2 separate regions of the Homo sapiens genome follow, and region 1 is linked to region 2. Evidence: chromatin loops called from intact Hi-C (ENCODE). Cell type or tissue: stomach. All regions are shown on one strand. Links, peaks and the distances in the headings refer to the core of each region. The heading gives the core; the rest is flanking DNA. Region 1 overlaps IGFN1 (immunoglobulin like and fibronectin type III domain containing 1). Region 2 overlaps KIF21B (kinesin family member 21B).

What was found. A loop is a pair of places that touch in the nucleus more often than their neighbours do. Peaks named below come from ENCODE experiments on the same cell type or tissue, not always from the same donor. Only the 100,000 strongest peaks of a DNase experiment are listed, where the experiment ranks them.
Region 1: a loop joins it to region 2, with 2.4 times the contacts of the local background. A loop is called at or near these places in 3 of 110 quality-filtered maps.

The regions. Positions count from the first base shown.
Region 1 is chr1:201,194,848-201,209,879 of GRCh38, reverse strand. IGFN1 (immunoglobulin like and fibronectin type III domain containing 1) reads right to left here. Exons shown (of 24, transcript NM_001164586.2): 4 at 13,902-14,041; 5 at 12,563-12,662; 6 at 10,502-10,546; 7 at 10,226-10,271; 8 at 9,469-9,643; 9 at 8,048-8,161; 10 at 5,974-6,142; 11 at 4,526-4,798; 12 at 1-3,797. Among named protein-coding and RNA genes, the nearest start is that of IGFN1, 12 kb to the right of the region's middle. In stomach, for the core only: no CTCF peak of the experiment used is centred there; no DNase peak of the experiment used is centred there.
Region 2 is chr1:200,975,396-200,983,395 of GRCh38, reverse strand. KIF21B (kinesin family member 21B) reads left to right here. Exons shown (of 35, transcript NM_001252102.2): 28 at 302-340; 29 at 2,300-2,436; 30 at 3,681-3,861; 31 at 6,020-6,184; 32 at 6,503-6,620; 33 at 7,727-7,897. Among named protein-coding and RNA genes, the nearest start is that of KIF21B, 44 kb to the left of the region's middle. RefSeq lists enhancers at 3,559-3,708, 5,533-6,732. In stomach, for the core only: a CTCF peak has its summit at 3,659 (motif pointing left); a DNase peak (open chromatin) is centred at 2,795; H3K27ac peaks cover 681 bases.

The DNA of each region.
Region 1 (15,032 bases), core at 1-8,000, 230 kb before region 2:
ACTCCCTAAACCATCCCTAAAACCTGCCTTGCTCCCTGAACCTATTCCCTTAGGAGCCCCCAAATCCTTCCTATAACCTGCCTTATTCACTGACCCCATTTCTTCAGAACCCCCTAAACCATCCCTAAAACCTGCCTTACTTCCTGAACCTATTCCCTCAGGAACCCCCAAGTCCTTCCTATAACCTGCTTCATTCACTGACCCCATTTCTCCAGAACCTCCTAAACCATCCCTAAAACTTGCCTTACTCCCTGAACCCATTCCCTTAGGAGCCCCCAAATCCTTCCTATAACCTGCCTTATTCACTGACCCCATTTCTTCAGAACCTCCTAAACCATCCGTAAAACCTGCCTTACTCCCTGAACCTATTGCCTCAGAAGCCCCCAAATCCTTCCTATAGCCTGCCTTATCCACAGACCCCATTTCCCCAGAACCTAAGCCACCCCTATAACCTGCTTTGCTCCCTGAACCCCCTCCCTCAGAAACCCCCAAATCTTTCCTATAGCCTGCCTCAATTAACCCCATTTCCCCAGAACCCCTTAAACCACCCCTGTAACCTGCCTTGCTCCCTGAATCCATTCTCTCAGGAGCTCCCAAATTTTTCCTATAACCTGCCTCATCCATTGACCTCATTTCTCCAGAACCCCTTAAGCCATCCCTATAACCTGCCTTGCTCCCTGTGCCCATTCCCTCAGGAGCCCCCAAATCCTCCCTATAACCTGACCCCATTTCCCCATAACCTCCAATCCCATTCCTATGACCTGACTCATCCAGTGACCCCATCTCCCCAGGACCCCTTAAACCAGCCCTGTAACCTGCACCCATTCCCTCAGGAACCCCCAAATCTTTCCTATTATCTGTTTCATCCATTGACCCGATTTCCCTGGAACCCTTTAAACCACCGCTATAATCTGCCTTGCTCCCTGAACCCGCTTCCCTGGAATCCTGTAAACCACCCCTATAATCTGCCTTGCTCCCTGAACTTATTCCCTCAGGAGCCCCTAAATCTTTCCTATAACCTGCTTCATCCATTGACCCCATTGCCCCAGAACCCCCTACACCATCCCTATAATCTGCCTTGCTCCCCGAACCCATATTCTCAGGAGCCCCCAAATCTTTCTTATAACCTTCCTTATCCACTGACCCCATTTCCCCAGAACTCCCAATACCCTTCCTACAACCTGGCCCATCTGCTGATCCCATTCCTTGGAGGCCTCCTGAACCATCTCTAAAGCCTGCCTCACCCCCTGGCCCTGTACTCCTAGGCCCAAGGCCCCTTGACCTTTCTCCATAGGCTGTTCTGACCCCAGTTCCCTGAGGCCCTGGAAGTTCTGATCCATCCTCATAACCCAGCACATTGCCAGCCCCATAAGCCCACTGGCTCCCAGAAGCGGCCCCATTGTGAGGTGCGAGTGACTCAGGGTGCCTGGTATCATCCCTATAACCAGCTCCAGCTCCAGAGGCCTTAGCACCAGGGCATCTTGTCCCATCCCCCTCACCCACTTTGCTTCCTGCCCTCAGAGACCCTGGTCCCATGGCTCCTGGACCCCCAGAGCCATCTTCATAGCCTCCTTCTCCAAAGGCCCCCAGGGCCTCTGAGGCTCTGAAGCCCCCATAATTTCCAGTCTGACCCCAAGGCCTTATTCTTCCAGAGCTCTCTGGTTCTGCTTCCACACATCCCATCCCAACAGTCTCCACTACTCCAGGGGCCTTGAGACCACCTCTACCCGCAGACCCTGTCACCCCAGGACTCCCTAGGCCACCATCTGAATGGTGCCCTCCCCTAGGGTCCATGCCTGCCTGGCATGCAGAGGCCCAATTCCTGGTGTCATTCATGGGTGCTCCATCAGGACCACCTGAGCCATTTTTAAGACTGGCAACTCTCCCAGACCCTCCTCCTGCAGGGCCAGAATCTTCATTTCCAGACCACACTCCCCCAGGCGCTCCGGAGCCATGCCTGTACCCACCCCCTTCCTCAGACTCCACTCCCGCAGGTGCCCTAGGGGAAACTCTACAACCAGCACCATGGCCGGACCCCATTTCTCCTGGAACCCCTGAGCCATAGCTATAACCAGCCCCGCTTTTAGAGCTTATTTCCCTAGAATATCCTAAGCCACCCTCGTACCTAGATTCCATTCTCCCGGGACCTTCCAAGCCATCCTTATAGCCTGTCTCACCTCTGGGTCCTTTTACTCTGGAGCTCCCTGACCCATTCCAGAAATCTGGTTCAGACCCTATTGACCCAGGACCTCTTAATCCTTTCTTATCTCCTAGTGTCCCCCCAGATCCCTGAGCACCCAGGCCTGGAGCCCTACTTAGCCAGTGGCTTCTGGCATCCACCCCCTGACCAGACTCCGTCAGTCCAGCCACCCAGATACCACCCATACCCTCTTGTCCTCCACTGGGCCCCAGCACTCCAGGCCCATGGTGGGCCCCAGTTTTTCTGAGGCTAGATGGTGTGTCATCCCAAGGACTTGTGCCCTTAGATTCTATTCTGCCAATACCCCCTGCTGCTCTGTGACCTGCTGTCCAGCCCTGGGAAGACTGGAAGCTTCTGGGGTCATACTCTACCTCACCCGAGGCCCAAGCTGTTTCCTGGCCATCCCTTCCCCTGAGCTCCTGTAGGACACCTTCGCAGCCTCTGGGGTCTCCTGGGCCTCCAGGGCCAGTTTTGTAGGCACTTCCTGTAACTACAGACTCCCCCCGGCATATACCATCTGCCTCCTGCAGTGAGTCTTCAGCTTTGATCTCAGGACTCCCATCTCCCAGAAGGAATTTTCTACCACCTGATATTGATGGTTCCTGGAAGTCCTTGCCTCCAGGTATCTGTTCTAGCAACTCTCCTGACCCCCAGTAGCCCCTGGCTTCCCCATAGTCAGCATCTCTACCTCCCTGAGAACCCCAGGATTCAGGGGCCATGCCCACCTTGGAGCCAGAACCTCTTCCTCCAGTAAGCTCCAGGGTGCCAGGACCTCCTGCCCCATTGCTGTCTCCAGCTTCTCCCAGGCCAGTCCCACCACCCCACACTACTATTCCTCTCCCCCTTTCCCTACTTGGAGCATCCCCTCTGTCCATCTCAGCCAGGCTGTCATCCTGTGAAATCTCTATCTGCTTTCCTCTTGGCCAGGACCCTACAGGATCAGACTGGCATCCCTGCAGGTCGCTCTTTCCTCTCCCAGGTCCCAGTCGAGCATCCCACAGTTGCTCTGGGGCATGCCTGTCCAGTTGTCTTCCACTGTCCCCTCTGTGCTCCTTTCCTTCCCTGCTGCTCCCCAGTCCTCCAGCCTGAAGCCGACTGGACCCAGCCTCCCAGCCTCCTGCTTTCCTCCAGCATTCATCACTGTTGCTGTCTCTGCCACGATCTTGCTGTTGTTTTTCTGGGAGGCCCAACCCTGATTCTGAGCTCTCTCCCTGTAGATGGGGCCTCTCTGCAAGGCTTCTGGCCCAGCCTCCCTCTCTGTGGGATTGATTTTCCCTGGGAAGAGTGGCTCTGCTTCCCTCTGCTACTGGAAAGCCCTCGCCCTCCTGTCCAGGGCCCCAGGCTGAGTCAGCTGTCCCTTTGTCCCCCATCAAGGAGTAGCCATGTCTGCCAAGGCCATCCCTGTCTGGGCTGGCTATGTGCTGGAGCCCAGAAGCCGGCCCAGCCCCTTCAAGGGAGCCCCCCCTGGGGCCCTGCTCTCTGGATTTCTCTCCCTGGCTCTCGATGCTCCCAGACTCTTCTGCTCCTGATGCCTGGGCTCCTTGCCTCTGCAGTTTGTGGTCAGCACTTGTGGACTGAAGGTCTTTATCCTTCCCAGCTTCAGTGAGGGGTTATTCATATGGAAGGTCAGTGCCCACATGGAGAGACAAGAGAAAATACCAAAACTCCTGTTAAATCCGGCCAAAGCACCTGCCTGAGCCCAGCTGCTTGCCTGACCTGGACTTCCCCAGGAGAGAAGCAAGGTGACCACCTGGGAAGGAAGCCAGGGTGTTCCAGGGATGGATGGGTGAATCCCATCACCACCTCCCTAGTCCTATACCCGCAGGCCACCCTGCTATAGGCTTCATGAGGGTTTTGGAGAAAACGCATAAGCCAAAAGTCATTTGTTTATCAAACTGCCGCAGCAGGTGCATGGTTTTTAAAATATCGACTTGCTCAACCACCTGCCTTACTTATGTCCAATTTACACTTTCCTGGGAACATCTGGAACGCAAATTTCTATCCCCAGGGAAGTTTGAGAGTGCTCTCTGGTCTGGTGCAGGGGCTTCTCATCCAGACTGAACCTGGGCCACTGTCCCAAGGCTGCCTAGGACCCTAGAGCCATCTGTGCCCCAAAGTAATTCCAAGAGACCCAGTAGAGCAGGCACAGCTGAGAAGGGTTGGGTTGGCCATGAAGGTCTGCACTGCAGTGGGTGGAGAATAATCTAAGGAGCTTTCCTTATTCTCTCTGACCAAAGGAAATCCCACTGCCTCGCCTTCCTCATGCCTCCGCAGCCCCAAGGTCTTCCCTGGAGGCAGAGAAAGACAGAGTTTTGAAGCACTCACCTTCAACCACCAGCCAGGCGCTGGAAGTGTAGAGCCCGGTGCCCAGCGAATAGGGGCCCATGTCTGAGAAACGTGCCCCCCTCACCACCAGCCGGTGGGTCAGCCCGTCAGGGGACACATACACTTCATATTTGTCACTGGGGTGGAGTAGCCGGTGCCGGAAATGCCAGGCTGCACTAGGGCAGGGGCTGGAGAGGGTACATTCAAAGACTGCGTCACCCTGCTCCTCACAGTGGGTCTCCGCCAGTGGGACCACCACTCTTGGGGGGATGGCTGCCGGGGAAATAGGAATGGGGATATCAGCTTGATGGTATGACACAGTGTGACCTAAGGCAGCAAGGCTGGCCATTCAGAAATCCTGGCTTAGACCAGCTCAGCCACAAACTCCCCATGTTACCTTGGACAGGTCACCTCTGGACCTCAGGTGTCAATTCCCCCCAAGTAAAATGAGGGGCTACAGTTATGAGCAATGAGGCTTATTTTCAGCTCTGGGATTCTATACTTCCAAACCCAAAAGTTATATTTAGGGACAAGGTGGATGCATGAAGGAAACCACTATGCTAAGAGCCGGTAGTTTATCTTATTCATCCTTGTGACCATCTCCAAGATAAGTATTATTAATTTCTTTTTACAGGTGAGAAAACTAAGGCTTAAAAAGTTAAATAACTTGCCCCAGTCTTACGCAGTTAAGAGAAACCAAGATTCACACCCAGGTCTGGCTGACTCCCAAACCCATACTTCTTTTCCCAAACTGCACTGTTTTCAGGCTTTCCAAAGCCCCATCTGGGCACCTCCCCCGTGCTGGGGCACATAACCCCCTTTTTTCTCCCCCAACTTTGATTCAGCCATGTTCTTACGACATGTCTGTCCAAAGCTCCCTTCCCCAGGCCTCTCGTTGTCCTTTCAAGAACCCCCTTGAGCTGGCAGGTGCTCTGAGAGTGATGTGGACACAGGTACTCATGGGGATGGGACAGAGTTTGATGAAGGAGGAGTGTCAGTTCCTAGATGGGGAAGGAATACAGGAAGCAGAAAAGGAAAGGTCTGTATGGAGCGTGAGGATGCCTAACCCAGAGATTCTTGCTAGGGTGTTGTGGGAGATGAGGACATGCAACAGAAAGGAGTTCTAGAGGCTGTGCAATTAGTCTGGATCTGATCTGAAAATAATTGATGGCTAGAGAAGGTCTAAGCAGAGGCATGACACATATGTTCTATGTCTGTGACAGTAATTCAGTAGAACCCAGCTCAGCACCAGGAGAGATAACTCGCACCAAGGCTTTGGAAAACAGAAAGCATCAAAATTTGGCCATCTAGGTATGTGTCCCTCTCCCAATTGTCTTTTGCAGCTGGGGCCACATCACATTTACCCCCCAACACACACGTTGCACCAACATGGACTCCATTTCTAACATATCTCCCCAACTCCAACTTCGGCAGTGTAGACCACTCACCACTGGCCTCCAGTTCTGTGGAGAAGACCACAGCATCCTCCACCTTGACCTGGTAAATGCCAGAGTCCTCAGGCCTCAGGTCTTGAATCTGGAACTCATAGCGCTTCCCCAGCCGGCGCAGACAGTGCTTGGTTTGGTTGTTGAAGCCATAGGGGATCATCTCACCATCCTAAGGCCAGAAAAGGAAGAGGAGGCGGGCCTCAGTGGGTCCTCAGTGCTTCCTGCCCCAGTCCCATTCTGGCTATAACCAGCAGTTTTCTCCCACGGGCCCAGTCGCCAGACAACAGATTCCTGGAACCATAGAGGAGCTGGGATGGGGTGGACAGCAGGGCCTGGAGAACATGGGAACAGGGATTGTGAGCTGGATGGGAATCCATGCTCTAGGAATGTCCATGGAGTGAAAAGTCTGCAAGTGTTATACAAAGGGGCACCTGAAGTTGCTGACATTCCAGCTCAGGCTGTGAGTAGAGTTACTCTCCAGCAGCCCTGCGAGGATAGCAGGGGAGGCCGGACACAACACCCATGGCCCAGAGGCCCCAGCTCAACTTATTCACCAACAGGAACTTGCAGAGAATAACATCAGATATCCATAAGGCTCTATGAAACCCAGTAATCTATATGCATACCTGCTTTAACTAAGCCCTAGATAGGTTTGCTACTTGCTGAATATTAACAATAGCTAATACTTATTAGGGGCCCACTGTGTGCCAGGCACTGTTTCAGGTACTTAGGACACATCAATGCATAAAACAAAGATTCCTGCTCTCACTAGCTAAAATCCTATGGGGGAAAAATATAAATAATAGATGTCATAAATAAGTAAATAATTTATGTTAGAAAAAAATAGAACTGGCCGGGTGTGATGGCTCATGCATGTAATCCCAGCACTTTGGGAGCCTGAGGCGGGTGAATCACTTGAGGCCAAGAGTTCAAGACCAGCTGGCCAACATGGTGAAACCCTGTCTGTACTGAAAATACAAAAAATTAGCTGGGTGTGGTGGCAAACACCTGTAATCCCAGCTACTCGGGAGGCTGAGGCAGGAGAATCACTTGAACCTGGGAGGGAGAGGTTGCAGTGAGCCGAGATTGCACCACTGCACTCCAGGCTGAGCAACAGAATGAGAAGAAAGGAAGGAAGGAAGGAAGGAAGGAAGGGAGGGAGGGAGGGAGGGAGGGAGGGAGGGAGGGAGGAAGAAAGAAAGAAAAAGAAAGAAAGGGAAAGAAAGAGAGAAAACTAGGGAACAAAAAGGTAGATATGGGTCCAGGGCTCCTGAGTGCCAGGGTGGGGCTGGAGGGACATAGTGGAATCACACGGAGTGGCCAAGGGAAGTCTCTCTGCCATGAAGGAATTAGCCCTGTCGATATCGGGGATGAGCATGCCAAGCAGAGGGAACACCTGGGCAAAGGAACAGGGACAAGGCCAGTGGGCCAGGAACTGAGGGACAAGGGGAAGAGAAGCAGGAATAAGCAGAGAGGTGAGGGGAGGGGCAAGTCACACATGATGTCATTTAGCGCTGCAGTACACCATGAGACAGGTCCTATATTATCCCCAGTTCACAAGTGAGGAAGCCGAGGCATGGGGAAGATAAGTATCTTGTCTGAGGTCATACAGCTTATAAGTGATGAAGCTGGATGAGTTTGGCTACAGAACTAGCCAAATTTTACCAACTGCTCCCCACCTGCCTCTGCCCCCATCTGGTTGGCAGATAATTACTCCTAGAGCCCAGGTAGGGATGTATGAAGTCTCTGGAGAGAAAGCTCAGATGGAAAGGGGTGCACTTTCTCAGAACCCTCTTTTCACCCCCGTGCTCTGGTGTTAGACACAATTTACAGAGAATCACAGGCCCAGCTGGAGAGCCCAGTTGCTCAGTGTGAGATAAGAAGTCCCTGTGGATGGATGGTCTACACCAGGGTTTGGTCCAGGTCCAGCCAGGAACTCCATGGGATGAGGGGCTCACCACTTGTGTGCTCTGGTTGTTCCCTTGGAGGAATGCAGGGTACCCATAGTTCCCTCTCCACTAGACCTGAAGCATCCCTGCCAGATCCCCCCCACCCATAGCCCCTCCAGCCTCACCTTATACAGGTAAATCTTGCTCTGAGAATCCTTGAGATCCAGCTCCAAGTCAAACTTTGCATTCCCATCCTTGGTGACCCTGATGTGTCTTAAGCTGGAGATGGTGTTGATGTACTACAAAGCAGACAAACACCCAGCAGGAGAGCTCATGAAGCTCTCTCTTCGGGGTACTCTGAACCCTCATAGGCTCTGGTACCATCCCAGGCCCACAGCGTTCCAGATGAGCATGCATTGGCCCCTTTTACAAGTGGGGGAAAGTAAGCCCCTCAAGGAAGGAAATTCTCCAAGATGAGAGATCAGATCAGGAAGACAACCAAGAAAAGACCCCAGGTGTTCAGTTGCTAGAACACAGTGGGGCTTTTCCATCTATCTGTACTTCTAACGAACATTAGTTGAACACCTACCGTGTGCAAAGCTCTGTGCTAGGTCCCGTGTTAAAGCCAATGAGAAAGCTTGGAGGAGAGAAGGCTGAGACCCTAGGTGTTAGGTTTAAGGAAGCTTATCTTTCAAGGGGATAAGATACTATTTTCAGGATAATAAAAACTAGTTGTTTTCCATTTTCAGAAGAAAAATTAGACTTATGCTATAGTTAAGTTAGACACAGGAAAGAAATTCCTGTACAGCTGATAAGATTCTGGGATCAGAGTGCTAATGGGAACTGTGAAATTCCCTTCCATGAAAGCCTTTAGAAGTAAACCAGGTAGCCAGGTGCGGTGGCTCACGCCTGTAATCCCAGCACTTTGGGAGGCCGAGGCAGGCGGATCACGAGGTCAGGAGATCGAGATCATCCTGGCTAACACGGTGAAACCCCGTCTCTACTAAAAATACAAAAAGTTAGCTGGGTGTGGTGGCAGGCACCTGTAGTCCCAGCTACTCAGGAGGCTGAGGCAGGAGAATGGCGTGAACCTGGGAGGCGGAGCTTGCAGTGAGCCAAGATCCGGCCACAGCACTCCAGCCTGGGCGAAAGAGCAAGACTCCATCTTAAAAAAAAAAAAAAAAAGAAAGAAATAAACCAGGTACCTCCCCCCCGCAATCTGGTGACAATGATAATGATAGCAAAAATCAAGGCACTAAGCTAAGTACTTTAATTACATTCTCTCATTTATCCTCCCAATAACCCTACAAGGTAGGCATGACTATAATTCCCATTTTACAGATGAAGACACCAAGATACAGAGGCCCTAACCCTTCCAAAGCTCCAGAGTTTAGTAAGTATCAGAACCAGGTTGCAAAGGCAGGACACCAACCTGGGATCCCAGGGCCTTAGCCAGATACCCCACTGGGGACTAGATGGAGACAGGCCCCTTGATCATACTTGGTTTCCTAAGTTCTGCCTCCAAGCCCACCTCCAGGTGTGAGGCACCTATGGTCCAGGTGTGTGGGGTGGGCATGGAGTGAGGGGTGGGAATGGGGTGAGGCACCTGTGCCATCTTGTCCTCCTGTTCCTTCTTCATCTCCTGCAGCCTGCGCAACATGCCACGGTAGTCGACGATGCCATACTTCAAGCAGATCTTCTCGTAGTCCTTCCTGTCTGCTGTCATCAGCAGCTGCCATATCTGCTCAAGGTCCATCTTTTTCTTGGGGGCTGGTGGGGCCCTGGGGAGCAAGGCTAGCAGGTCAGAGGCCAGAGGAATCCCTGCTCCTCTGTTGGCCACCTGGCTCTGGTGTCCCAAGTAGTTCTGGGAAGCTGCTCTATCTGCACTCGAGGAAACGCAGAGCCTGGAATCTCTGGGACTGACCACTGTTGAGGCCAGAAGGATTCAGAGATGGGTGGGGCGAGCCTCAGCCTCACCCCACAACTTTCAGGAGAAATGCTCCTGACAACTTGTATTGTAGATTTCTAAGTAGGATGTCTGGGGAAAGTGGGTGTTGCATTGTTCTGTTGCTTAAAAAAAAAAAGTACATCATTGTTCTGGTGGACCACCACATTTTGCAAATGAGGAAATCAGAGGAGAGATGATTAACTCAAGGATATAGAGCTTTGAAATGGCAGAGCTGGAGCTCTGTCCCATTCCCATCCAGTTCAGTCCCCTTCCCATCCTCCCATCTGCTACTGGCAGTCTAGCTCCCTGCTGTGTTGGGTAGAGGTGGGGCTCAAGCCCAGCTTACTTATGGAAATAGCAGGGGGTGAATACTATGGGAGCCTCCAAAATCCCTCATGGACAGGCCCAAACCCACCTCTTTTTCAGCAACTTCCGGAAGTCCATCAGCTCCTTCCTGAGGTCTGAAAAAGGAGCAGGAATGAGGCCTCAGTCCCAGGTGGGATGACTGAGGGTTGATGCAGAGCTTTTCTGTGTTGTCCATGCTGACAACTGAGCCTTTGGAAGGGGCTCTCTTGAAGACTGGTGGTGATCCACAAGGTGTTCATGGTAGCTCAACCAGGCAGGGAACACCAGGAAAGGAGTAGCCTATCCCCCACAGGCCCCCAAGGAGGTTTCTGACAAATCTGCCTACCTTCCTGCGGTTCCCTGTGCCTCTTCCGATTCTTCCGAAAGCCAACTGCAACATCCAGGGAGGAGAGGAAGGAGTCGATGTGGACAAGCAGGGAGAGAAGCAAGACATGTTGATGGTCTTCCTGAGAAACTGATGGAGTCCCAGAGCCCTGCTCTCCCCACTGTCCTCTAAGGCGTGGACGATCCCAGCAAGAGGGATGGAGCAGGGTGGAGGGTCTGTCCATCATAAGCCTTTTTACCCTAGAGCCTTACCATGACCAAGGGGACCAACCTAAGCATCATCTCATGCAGGGGAGGCCCAGTCATGTGTCCGCAGGGGCCAGGGAGGTGGCATAAATGCGTGAAGCAGACACTGGCAACCACAACAAACTCAAGAGTATCTAAAGGGGCAGCTGCTCTTTCACTCCACCTGGGAGCTGCCATTTCAGGGTATAGGCCCAATATTGCCAAATAGGTCAGACATTGCTGTTTGGCTAATCCTGCAGCCATTTGTATTCTTCATCATCTGCTTCCACTAGAGAGGCTGAAAAAGCTAAACACTCACCTTCCCCAGCTTCCCTTGCAACTAGCAGTGCTCATGTGACACTGTCCTGACCAATGAGCTCCAGGAATTTCTGAGAAAGCCTTTGCTTCCTCTATAAAAAGGGTGGATGGACTGGTCGTGATGGTTCATGCCTGTAATCCCAGCATTTTGGGAGGCCGAGGGGGGAGGATAGCTTGAGCCCAGGAGTTCCAGACCAGCCTGGGCAACACAGGGAGACCCCGCCTCTACAAAAAAAATAAAAAAATTAGCTGGGTGTGATGACACATGCATGTAGTCCCAGCTACTTGGGAGGCTGAGGTGGGAGGATCACTTGGGCCTGGGAGGTCAAGGCTGCAGTGAGCCATAATCACACCACTGCACTCCAGCCTGGGCAACAGGTCTCAAAAAATAGAAAATAAAAGGCCAAGCACAGTGGCTCATGCCTGTAATCCCAGCACTTTGGGAGGCCGAGGCAGGTGGATCACCTGAGGTCAGGAGTTCGAGACCAGCCTGGCCAACGTGGTGAAACCCTGTCTCAACTAAAAATACAAAAATTAGCCAGGCATGGTGGTAAACGCGTGTAATCCCAGCTACTCAGGAGGCTGAGGCAGGAGAATTGCTTGAACCCGGGAGGCAGATGTTGCAGTGAGGTGAGATTGTGCCACTGTACTCCAGCCTACGCGATGGAGCAAGACTCCAGTCCATCTCAAAAATATAAAAATAAAAATAAGAGAGGCAGATGGACCTGGGCCACCTCTTCCACCTTCCTACCTTGAACATGGATTATGTTTGAATCTGCCACAGCCCTCTTATGGCCATGAGGTGATAAGCCAATCTGCTAAGGATGGCAGAGCAGTGGGAACGAAGGAATCAGCTCTCCGATGGCAGCCCTGAGCTGTGGTATGAGCCCTGGACGCCACTCGCAAAACTTCTTATGTGAAGGAATGAAATATCGTTATTTCTTAGGCTGCTCTTAGTAGGATTTTCTGTTAGTTGCAGGCAGATCAATTGTAAGCATAACCAATGGCGAGACTAGACCTGCTTCCTCAAGAGATATCTACCTTTTAATTACTACAGGTTGACAATTTTTAAAATTTCAAACACCACGCACACCAAAAAAAACATGTCTGAGAGAGAATTTGGCCTTTGTGTGACCTGTTTGTCAACTCTGGCATAGGCCTGTCCAAAATATCCTTTGCATGGTGGAGAAACTGAGACCCAGAGAGGAAAACGAAGCCCATTGAATGAGTTAGCAGAAGCTCTAGGACTAGAAGCCAGCTTTCAGGTCCTGCTCATTTACTGGGCCAAGAGAATATCCTTCAGAGTATCTGCCAAGGTGTGCCTTTTTAAACACATGCAGACTCAGTGTGCATGTGGATGAAGCCCGGGGCCCAGCACAAGGTGGGGCTGCAGCAGCGGCAGCAGCCTGGATGGGCCTCCCTTCCCTCCCCTCCCCTCCCTCACTAGCCACGGGGCATCTGATTCCTCTGTGGGTCTCTGCCCTGTGCACTGATGAGACAAACTCAGGGAAAAGCCCACCTTCGATGACAGTGAGTCTCACTGAGCAAGCGGCCTCTCCGTACGCATTTACTGCTGTGCAGCGGTACAGATCCGTGTCCTCGCCTGTCAGCTTGTTGATCTGCAGAGAGGCCAAGGGCAGAGGAACAGGGCTACCACATCCCCTTCCTCCATTTACTAGACACGGCTATGTGTTGGGGGTATAAAGTGAGTAAGACATGGTCCTTGTCCTCATGGAGCTCACAGTCTTTATCAGGAAAGACAGACCCCAAAACAGAAACCTGGTTTGGGACAGAGGGTGGATGTATCAATTCTTTGCCATCAGAGGCAATGTAGCGAAGTAGAAAGAGTGTGCTTTTTGGGGTCAGATGGATCTGGGCCTGAAAACAGTCTCTGTCCTGTATTACTAGCTGTGGGACCTTGGGCAAGTTACCTAACTTCTCTCAACTTCAGTTTCTTCATTTGTAAGATGGGAATATAATACCTCAAAAAAGTGGTGAATAATTAGAATTAAATATATAATCTATGTCAAATATTTAGCCCCTGGGACATAGTAGGGCCTGGCACATAGTAGGTATCCCATGGTTAGTATTTATAATATTGCTCAGATTAGCCAAGATTGATTGAGTACTCACTATAGGCCAGGCACTAGCTAGACACTTTACATAAAACTTTCATCCTCATAACAACTCCTGGCCAGGCGCAGTGGCTCATGTCTGTAATCCCAGCACTTTGGGATGCCGAGGCGGATGGATCATTGTTGGTCAGGAGTTCAAGACTAGCCTGGCCAACATGGTGAAACCCCAACTCTACTAAAAATACAAAAATTAGTCGGGCGTGATGGCGCATGCCTGTAATCTCAGCTACTTGGGAGGCTGAAGCAGGAGAATCGCTTGAACCTGGGAGGTGGAGGTTGCAGAGAACCAAGATCACGCCATTGCACTCCAGCCTGGGCGACAGAGTGAGATCCATCTCAACAACAACTCATAACAACTCCTTAAAGTAGGTACTATTATTATCCCATTTTTACAAATGAGGAGACAGAGGTAAAAAGAGTAAAATGACTTTCTAAAGCCAAGGTGGTGGGCCTGGGATTGTAACTCCAGCAGTCTGACTTCAGAGCTTGAGCTCTTAAGCTCCAGTCTACACCACCTCCCAGGTTATCAGCAGAGGTATCTGCAAGCCTGCCAGATCCATTCTTGGCTCAGGCAACTTTGAGTCACGAGATGGAGTTGAATGGATTCAACCTCAACGAGGAGTATGTCTTACTCCTCTAGGGATTGGAGGCTGCCAAAGAGACCTTCAAGGGGATGGGAAAAGACGAGTAGACCCTGGTCAGGGGAAGAGCTACGGTTCTTACCTGCAGCACGTGCTCCTTGCTGCCAGGGCTGGAGGAGATCTTGTACTTGCTGGAATCACTGAGGTCACCTTTGGAGTTCTGCCAACGCACCTCGGGCCTGGGCTCCCCACAGACCACAGCCCGAAAGACAGCATTTTTCCCTGCAGCAGGAAGAGACGAGTAGGGAGACTGACAAGTTGGGAGAGGGTGACTGTATACTTTATTTAAATTTTAATTTATATCGTCTTCCTCATCTAGGTATTTCAACTGCCCCTTCCAAAAAGGATGCCAGGCCTTGGTCCCCTTGACTCAGGACTCAGAATACGCAGGTGGAAAGCAGCAGATTCCAGGCACCCAGAAGGCAGTGCTTCCTCTTTCTATATTGCAGAAGCTTGGGCTGCTTGAGGGAAAGAGACAGGTGGACTGGCCCTGGTGAAAGGGGAGGCCAGCAGGGCTTTAGGGGACAGGGGCTTTTCTTTGAGAGTGGGTGAGCAAGGAGTCTGAAGGCTCTGCCAAGACTAGGAAGGGAATGAGATTTTGTGAGTTCCGGGCAGGCGCAGGGGCTCACGCATGTAATCCCAGCACTTTGGGAGGCCAAGGCAGTCGTATCACCTGAGATCAGGAGTTCGAGACCAGCCTGGCCAACATGGTGAAACCCCATCTCTATTAAAAATACAAAAAGTAGCCAGGCTTGGTGGCATGTGCCTGTAATCCCAGCTACTTGGGAGGCTGAGGCAGGAGAATCACTTGAACCCCAGAGGCAGATGTTGTAGTGATCAGAGATTGCGCCACTGCACTCCAGCCTGGGCAACAGAGCGAGACTCCATCTCAAAAAAAGAAAAAAAAAAAAGAAGAGATTTTCTGGCTTCCCTTCCTACTCTCTAGGGGGAGGAGGAATCACAACTAGGAGAAGGAGTGACTATTTGGTGCCCGAAGGATCCGGTGCTGAGACACAGGCTTCAGCCTCAGAAAAGACCCCATGCTCCATGCCTGTCATGGAGGCCTGGGAACTGCCCGCCCTCAAGGAATCCCTCAGCCTCCCACCAGGAACATCTCAGTAGACAGCAATATAGACCAAAGGCCCAAGGGCCCTTCCCAATTTCTCATTACCTTGTTCCAGATTTAGAAAAATAAAATACCATTCTTTTTCTT
Region 2 (8,000 bases), core at 1-8,000:
GGAAACGTCTCCCCATGTGTGGGGCTGGTGCTCCCACATCTCCCCGTGGCCCCCTCCTCGCTCCTCCCTTGCCAGCCGAGAGACCCTGGCAGCCCACTCCTGGGGGAGAGTCCCAGCTCCCAGACCAGCCCACCCACCTCCTCCCCTGCTCTCCCGAGGCCCTCATTCCTCTGCCTGTCTCTGCTCCGCTGGAAGAGAATAACCTGCCCTCTGACCACCCCACACACTGCTGCCGCCTCTGCGTCCCTCTGTGTGTGTCTCCTCTCACCCCCTAATCCAGCTAATTTTCTGCCCTCCCCAGGTCTGATGACAGCGACTCCTCTTTGTCGGAGGTCCTGAGGTACACACAGAATGTCTCTCGTGTTTGGTTCCCCACTCTCACTCTCGGCACCCTCTCTTCTCTGTCTCTTGCTGCATCCCTCCCGCCTGACACCCGTGTCCTCAGCATGCGGCCCCTCCACTCCCCTTCCTGCTGCCCCCCTCTCCAGACCTGTTCCTGCCCCCATGGTTCCTCTCTCTCAGGGTGGCCACAAGGCCTTGGACTGCGCCAGCTAGAGCTGGGGGCTTGGGGAGGGTGCACAGTTGCTTGTCGCAGGCCCTGTTCTCTTCTCCCTCCTCACCTGGGCAGGGAGGGGCGCAGCATGGAGGCCTAGGGGATGCTGGGCTGGGGCTGAGTTCTCCACGACTGGAAGGCAGGGGAAATGCTGAAGGCTGCTCCTTTTGGGGGTGCCGGTGGTGTGCTCTGGGTCCTTTGATTCCCTCAGCTTGTGCTGGGGGTGAGCTTTTCAGACGTTGGCTCTGGGAGGGGCACCATGGGGGGAGGGGCACCATGGGGGCAGCGCCCCTTGCCCACACCTGTTAGCACACAGATGTGTGGGTACCTCCCCTTCCCGCAGCCTGTGGGATGGCTGGAGGCTGGTTCTCCCAGCCAGCCGAGCATGACACCGCACAACGAGGAGCAAGACTCAGGACCTGGGGTCCCGAGCCCCTGACAAGCCAAGGGCCCCTCGTGGGCTGAGAGCTTCCTCGGCTCTCCTGGTGGGCTGTCTCAGCTCCTCGAGCCTCCAGCCCTGAGTGTCGACAACTGGTTTACTGTGAATCATGAGGCTTTGCCACCACAAGATGTTAGCCAGCTGGCCAGGCTGTCATCGGGGGGAGCATGATCCCTTTGACATAGTTCTGTGGCCATGCAGTGAAGCCAAACCATTGTCAGAAGCAGGGTGCTGGAGCAGCTTGGGGAGCTATTTGTGCATGTGTGGCACCTGGCTGGCAGCTGGACGTATCCGACCACCATCCTCAAGGGTGGGCCTGGCAGAGTCTGGGGGGAGCTGTGCCAGAAGCGCCACAGGCAAAACCTTGATCATTTCAGTAGACCCTTGGCCAGAGTCACTGTCAGGAGCAGCTTTCTCTTGGGAAAAGAAACAAAGCTAGGATATATTTTCAGACATGACTCAGCCAGGGTCTCATCCCAAAAGACCCTCACTGAGAAAAAAATCATCTTCAGAACCTCAGGAAGCTGGATGTGGCAAAACCCTCACGCTCACTTGGGCCAGCCTCCTTCTCGCTCCCCTAGCATCATGGGAGCGAGGAGGTGTTGTTCCAGGTCCATACAGCCCCATTCCAGAGAGCCCCAAACCTCCTACCCAAAGCCAAGCCAGCCCCAAAGGGATTTAGCCCTTCGTAAATGCCAGTCACAAGTTTGACCCCGCTGGTCCAAAAGGAGTGTGTATGTGTACACATGGCTCTCTGCTTGGAAGATGCTAGCCTCAGAGGCAGTTACCAGCAGAAGGGTTTACTGGGATCAGGGTGCATGGGGGTGATGGCCTGAGCAACCCTCCCTCTCAGCACCCCTCCCTCACACTCGGTTAACTGAAGCAGCATGCAGCTTCTGGTGGAAGCTACAGGGCCCAGTTCCAGCCCCTGGGCCTCTGCCCTGCCCAGCTGGACCCGGGCGCATTCACATCTCAGGATCTGGGTCAGACATTGTCAGATAGGAACTCTCTGTGGACAGAGCCCACACCTCCTGCACCTTCTAGCTGTGCCTAACACCGGGTTTGCTTCCCCAGAAGTGCTCAGGATGGCAACTGATGATTGCTGATTAAGACAGGCTATCTCCACTCTGTGTAGCCCGTTCCCGGCTCTCAGACCTTGGTGGAATTTGGCTGGAGTCCTTAAAGTCTCTGTTATTTGGTCCTCATCCCCTCCCTGCCCTGTCCCCATCCCACACACGTGCCTTGATCAGCCTGGCCACAGTCTCCCTGGCTGACGAGCATGCCTTCTCTCCCTCTCTCCCGGGAAGGGGCATCATCTCCCCGGTTGGAGGAGCCAAGGGTGCACGGACGGCCCCACTGCAGTGTGTCTCCATGGCCGAAGGCCACACCAAGCCCATCCTCTGCCTGGATGCCACAGATGAGTTGCTATTCACAGGGTCCAAAGGTATGTGGAACGCCAACTAGCCAGGTAGGGTTGGGGTCTCCTACTCACCCCTGCTTCCTTTGTCAGAGTGGTCTGTGAAGGAGAAAAGAACATAGAGCCCCCAGGAGTTGAGGATATGGGGTCTATTTGCTTACTACCCTTGTTTCTTACCTTGGCTCAAGGCCCCCATCCCATGCATCCTTGGCCAAGCCTTCCCTCATACCTGACCTGGTGGCTCCATCCAGCACTTCCTTCCAGACCTTCCAGGGAAACTTCAGGAAGCTTCTTGGGTGCCCCACCTGTACTTGCACTGCCCAACATCACCCCAGCTCATACATCTAGGCACTCCCTATGATCTCAGCAGCAGCACTTTACAAAGTCACGCTCACCTGATTACAGCAACAAAGTCAAACATTTTACCAGCAGATAGGCTGGGCACAGTGGCTCATACCTGTAATTGCAGCACTTTGGAAGCATGAGGCAAGAGAATTGCTTAAGCCCAGGAGTTTGAGACTACCTGCGTGGGCAAATAGTGAGATCCTGTCTCTACAAAAAATAAAAAATTAGTCACAATGACATGTGCCTGTAGCCCCAGCTACTCAGGAGGCTGAGGTGGGAGGATCGTTTGAGTCCGGGAGGTCAAGGCTGCAGTGAGCTGTGTTTGTGCAATTACACTCCAGCCTGGGCAACAGAGCAAGACCCTATCTCAATAAGCAAATACAAAATTCTTTATTTACTCTTTCATTCATTCATTTTACCGACAGAAAGAACTAGTCTGTAATAGACACGCATACTATAACACAAGCATAAATATAGCTCTCCACGGCAGTAGGGGGATAGCTGTCAATCTAGGTGTGATTGATTGATTCCAAGTTTTCCCATAACATTTGCTTGCACTGGTTCATTTGCTTTGTCAGCAATTAGTGTTTGGAGGAACAGGCACCATAAAAGCTTAAGAATTTTATTTTAGCCCTGGACACCTTAGCAGTATGGCTCACAAAACTCTGGTGTTAGTGGAAAGTTTGCTTGAGGAACCCTGGTCTGAAGTTCTGAGGGAATTCTCTCTTCCCTGAGTTTTTTACTAGCACACACATGCCAGTGAGCACATGTGTATGTGTTTTTTTCCTCTTCAGACCTGGAGCTCCGTCCTCTGGAGCCCTGTGGATCCCTTTCCCCTATCCTGGGCAGCCCCTGCAGAGGTGGAGCTGCGCCCCCTAGTGGCTGACATCCCTCCCCTCCCTGTGGCTTCCTCCCATCTCTCACAGACCGAAGCTGCAAGATGTGGAACTTGGTTACGGGACAGGAGATCGCAGCTCTAAAGGGCCACCCCAACAACGTGGTCTCCATCAAGTACTGCAGCCACTCGGGGCTTGTGTTCTCCGTGTCCACCTCCTACATCAAGGTGTGGGACATCCGGGACTCAGCCAAGTGCATTCGGACTCTCACGTGAGTAACCCCCGCCTGCCTCACAGTGGTCGGCTGCAGCAGGCTGTGTTGGGTACAGATGCTCCCAGCCCAAGTGACCCACTCAGCACAGCACAGCCCGGCTACATGGGCACAGAGACCATTACCAGCCTATGAACTTGGCTTGACCCTGGGGTACAAGGTGAGATCTCTTGGTTTGGGAGACAGTGTCTGGGGCAGCACCACTAGAGGAATTTTTGGCCTGCCTGGCCTCCACCCACAGCCCAGTCCCCCAAGCCCTGCCCCTTGAGGTGTGTTAGATATCATCCTATGAGTCTGAAAGAGGAGCTAGGAAACAGGGTGAGCCTCCAAAGCCATGCTGGCCACTGCCTGTGTAGGCGACCACCCAGTCATGGCCCTGAGCCCTGCCCCGACAGTCTCAGACACACAGGCATAGGGCAGGGGAGGCAGAACTGAGACCAAGAGCCTTGCAAAATAAAGTGGTTTTTTTTAGCAGAAGTCATGCTACATCCTTACATTAACACTGTAAGCTACAGTCTATTAATTTGATCCTTAAGAAGTAAACAGGCTGGGCACAGTGGCTCATGCCTATAATCCTAGGTATTTTGGAGGCTGAAGCAGGAGGATCACTTGAGACCAGGAGTTCAAGACCAGCCTGGGCAACACAGGGAGACCCTGTCTCTACAAAAAAAAAATTTTTAGTTAGCTGAGCATGGTGGTGCATGCCTGTAGTCCCAGCTACTCAGGAGGCTGAGGTGGGAGGGTTGCTTGAGCCCAGGAGGTCGAGACTGTAGTGAGCCATGTTTGTGCCACTGCACTCCAATCTGGGTGACAGAGCAAGACCCTGTTTCAAAAAATAATAATAATGAATAAAGTAAACAGAGGGTTTTTAGGGCAGTAAAATTATTCTGTATGATGCTGTAATGGTAGATGCATGCCATTATACATTTGTTCAAACCCTTAGAATGTGCAACACCAAGAGTGAACTCTAACATAAACTATGGACTTGGGCAATAACAATATGTCAACATGGGTTCATAATCGAAACACAGGCAGCTTTCTGGTGGGGGGTGTTGATAATGGGGGAGACTGTGCCTGTGTGGGAGCAGGGGCATGTGAGAAATCTCTATCTTGTGCTTAGTTTTCTTGTGAGCCTAAAACTGGCCTTAAAAAAAAAAATAAAGTCTTAAAAAAAAAAAGTAAACAAGGCTGGGCGCAGTGGCTCACACCTGTAATCGCAGCACTTTGTGAGGCCGAGGCGGGCAGATCACCTGAGGTCGGTAGTTCAAGACCAGCCTAACCAACATGATGAAACCCCGTCTCTACTAAAAATACAAAATTAGCCAGGCATGGTGGCGCATGCCTGTAATCCCAGCTACTCAGGAGGCTGAGGCAGGAGAATTGCTTGAACCTGGGAGGCAGAGATTGCAGTGAGCCGAGATCACACCATTGCACTCCAGCCTGGGCAACAAGAGTGAAACTCCATCTCAAACAAACAAACAAACATAAATAAATGTAAACAGGCTGGGTGCAGTGGCTCACGCCTGTAATCCCAGCACTTTGGGAGGCTGAGGCAGGCAAATCACCTGAGGTCGGGAGTTCGAGACCAGCCCGACCAATATGAAGAAACCCCGTCTCTACTAAAAATACAAAATCAGCTTGGGATGGTGGCGCATGCCTATAATCCCAGCTACTCGGGAGGGTGAGGCAGGAGAATCGCTTGAACCCGGGAGGCAGAGGTTGCAGTGAGCCGAGATCATGCCATTGCGCTCCAGCCTGGGCAACAAGAGCGAAACTCCATTCAGAAAAAAAAAAAAAAATAGTAAACAGAATGGATATAATCACCTCTTTTAACAGATGAGGAAACCGAGACTCAGAGAGGTTGATTTCCGGAAGATCCATGTTCACACCCACTCTCATGACTGAGCCTTACCATCTTTCCAAGCCAGTGACCAGGCACATGGGCAGGCCACATGGGGAGTTGACTCATAGGGGACTAGAGTGGAGCTCTCCCCTGGGTCTCACTTATGGGAGAAGCTATTGCTCTTCTCTGTCAGTCAAGGAAGACTTCCTGGAAGAAGTAGGTTATTTGGGCTGGTCTTAGTGACGTTTTATTGGTTTCCTGCACTGTGCACATGGATTGTTTTGACCTCTGGCCTTGCCTTTCTCCGATGGGCAGGTCCTCGGGCCAGGTGATCTCAGGGGATGCCTGTGCCGCCACATCCACCCGTGCCATCACCAGTGCTCAGGGCGAGCATCAGATCAACCAGATCGCCCTCAGCCCTTCGGGCACCATGCTGTACGCCGCCTCGGGCAATGCCGTCCGCATCTGGGAGCTTAGCAGGTCAGCGTGATACCTGGGGAGGGAGGAGGGTTTGGCATTCCCAGGCAAGGTCCCCAGGTCTTGGTTCAGGGGGACCCACCCCAGGGTGGGTAGGACCTCAGCAACACCTTTATTCCCCCCATGCTGCTGGGCCTGTGCCCTCTCCAGTGAGACTGCTGGGATGCAGGGTAGCTCATGTCTAGATTCTTGATCTTGCCTTGAGCGAGAGGGGAGGGTGAGTACCCTGACCAGGCCTATTTGTTTTGGGGCAGACACCCCACCCCAACCCAGGGTCCCCTCTAATTCACCTACCCCTGGCTGGGCCTCTTCCCACTGCAGGTTCCAGCCTGTCGGCAAGCTGACTGGCCACATCGGCCCTGTGATGTGCCTGACGGTCACCCAGACGGCCAGCCAGCATGACCTCGTGGTGACTGGCTCCAAGGACCACTACGTTAAGGTACCTCAGCTATGAGGCCTGGGTCGGGGCTGGTCTTCCACTCTCCCCAATCTTTGCCCTCTGTTGCCCTGGGAGTACCCATGAAAAATTATAAGACTTCTGGGGATGTCTGCTGAAGAAATCACCCCAAAGAAGGCAAGAATTTATGTGCAGAAAGTTATAGATTGCAGCATTATTTTGTAACTGGTGAAAAATTCATAATAACTTAAATGTTGAAGGGTAGAATAACAATCAAATTATGGAAAATCCACTAAATGGGATGCATTGCAGCTATTAAAATGATAAATAGCAAACCAAACATGAAGTATACAAACACTAATTTGTTTGCTCTCTGATTATGCCATTGAAAACTGTCCATACACAGTCAGAAACTGAAAGGAAGCAGGCCAGGCGTGGTGGCTGACATCTGTAATCCTAGCACTTTGGGAGGCTGAGGTGGGAGGATCACTTGAGGTCAGGAGTTTGAGACCAGCCTGGCCAACATGGTGAAACTCTGTCTCTACTAAAAATACAAAACATTAACCAGGCATGGTGTCGGGCGCCTGTAGTCCCAGCTACTTGGGAGGTTGAGGGAGGAGAATCGCTTGAACCCGGGAGGCAGAGGTTGCAGTGAGCCGAGTTTGCACCACGGCACTCCAGCCTGGGCAACAGAGTGAGACTCAGTCTCCAACAAAAAAGAAACTGGAAAGAAGTAGGGTTTTCAGGGGTGGTGGGATTATGGTGAATATTTAGTAAAAATCAAAAGAATTCTAGAGGGAGGCTCACACCCTAAACCCACCCTTCTCCTTAGCAGCTGCCTGTTGAGCTGTGGGGTCTCGGCGTGATGAGCTGATTCACCCCTGCATTACTTGAGTTGGTCTCCTCCCACCCCTGCCCCAGTATCCACAGGAAGGGTCAAGATCTGAACCTTCCGTGTTCCCAGTCCCTTAGAAGGAGCAGCCCCACCTCCAGGAACCCTCGCCTGCTGGGAAGCTCCTCTCCCCAGAGGGCAGTGGCTGTCACCCTAGCCAGACTCCTGGGTCTTCAGGCCTCTGGGTCCACAGTGCTGTAGGCCCTGCCTTCCATCCTCCCACTTGGCCTCTCCCTACTGGCCCCTCCTCCCACAGATGTTCGAGCTGGGCGAGTGTGTGACGGGCACCATCGGCCCCACTCACAACTTCGAGCCCCCGCACTACGATGGCATCGAGTGTCTCGCCATCCAGGGAGACATCCTGTTCAGTGGCTCCCGAGATAACGGCATCAAGAAGTGGGACCTAGACCAGCAGGAGCTCATCCAGGTGGGGTCAGGAGGAAAGGGAGAGGGTAGACTCGGGTAGGGTGGTTTCCATAGCCCACGCAGGGCCTTGGAGACCCTGGGACCTGGACTCGCGGGCCCCAGGC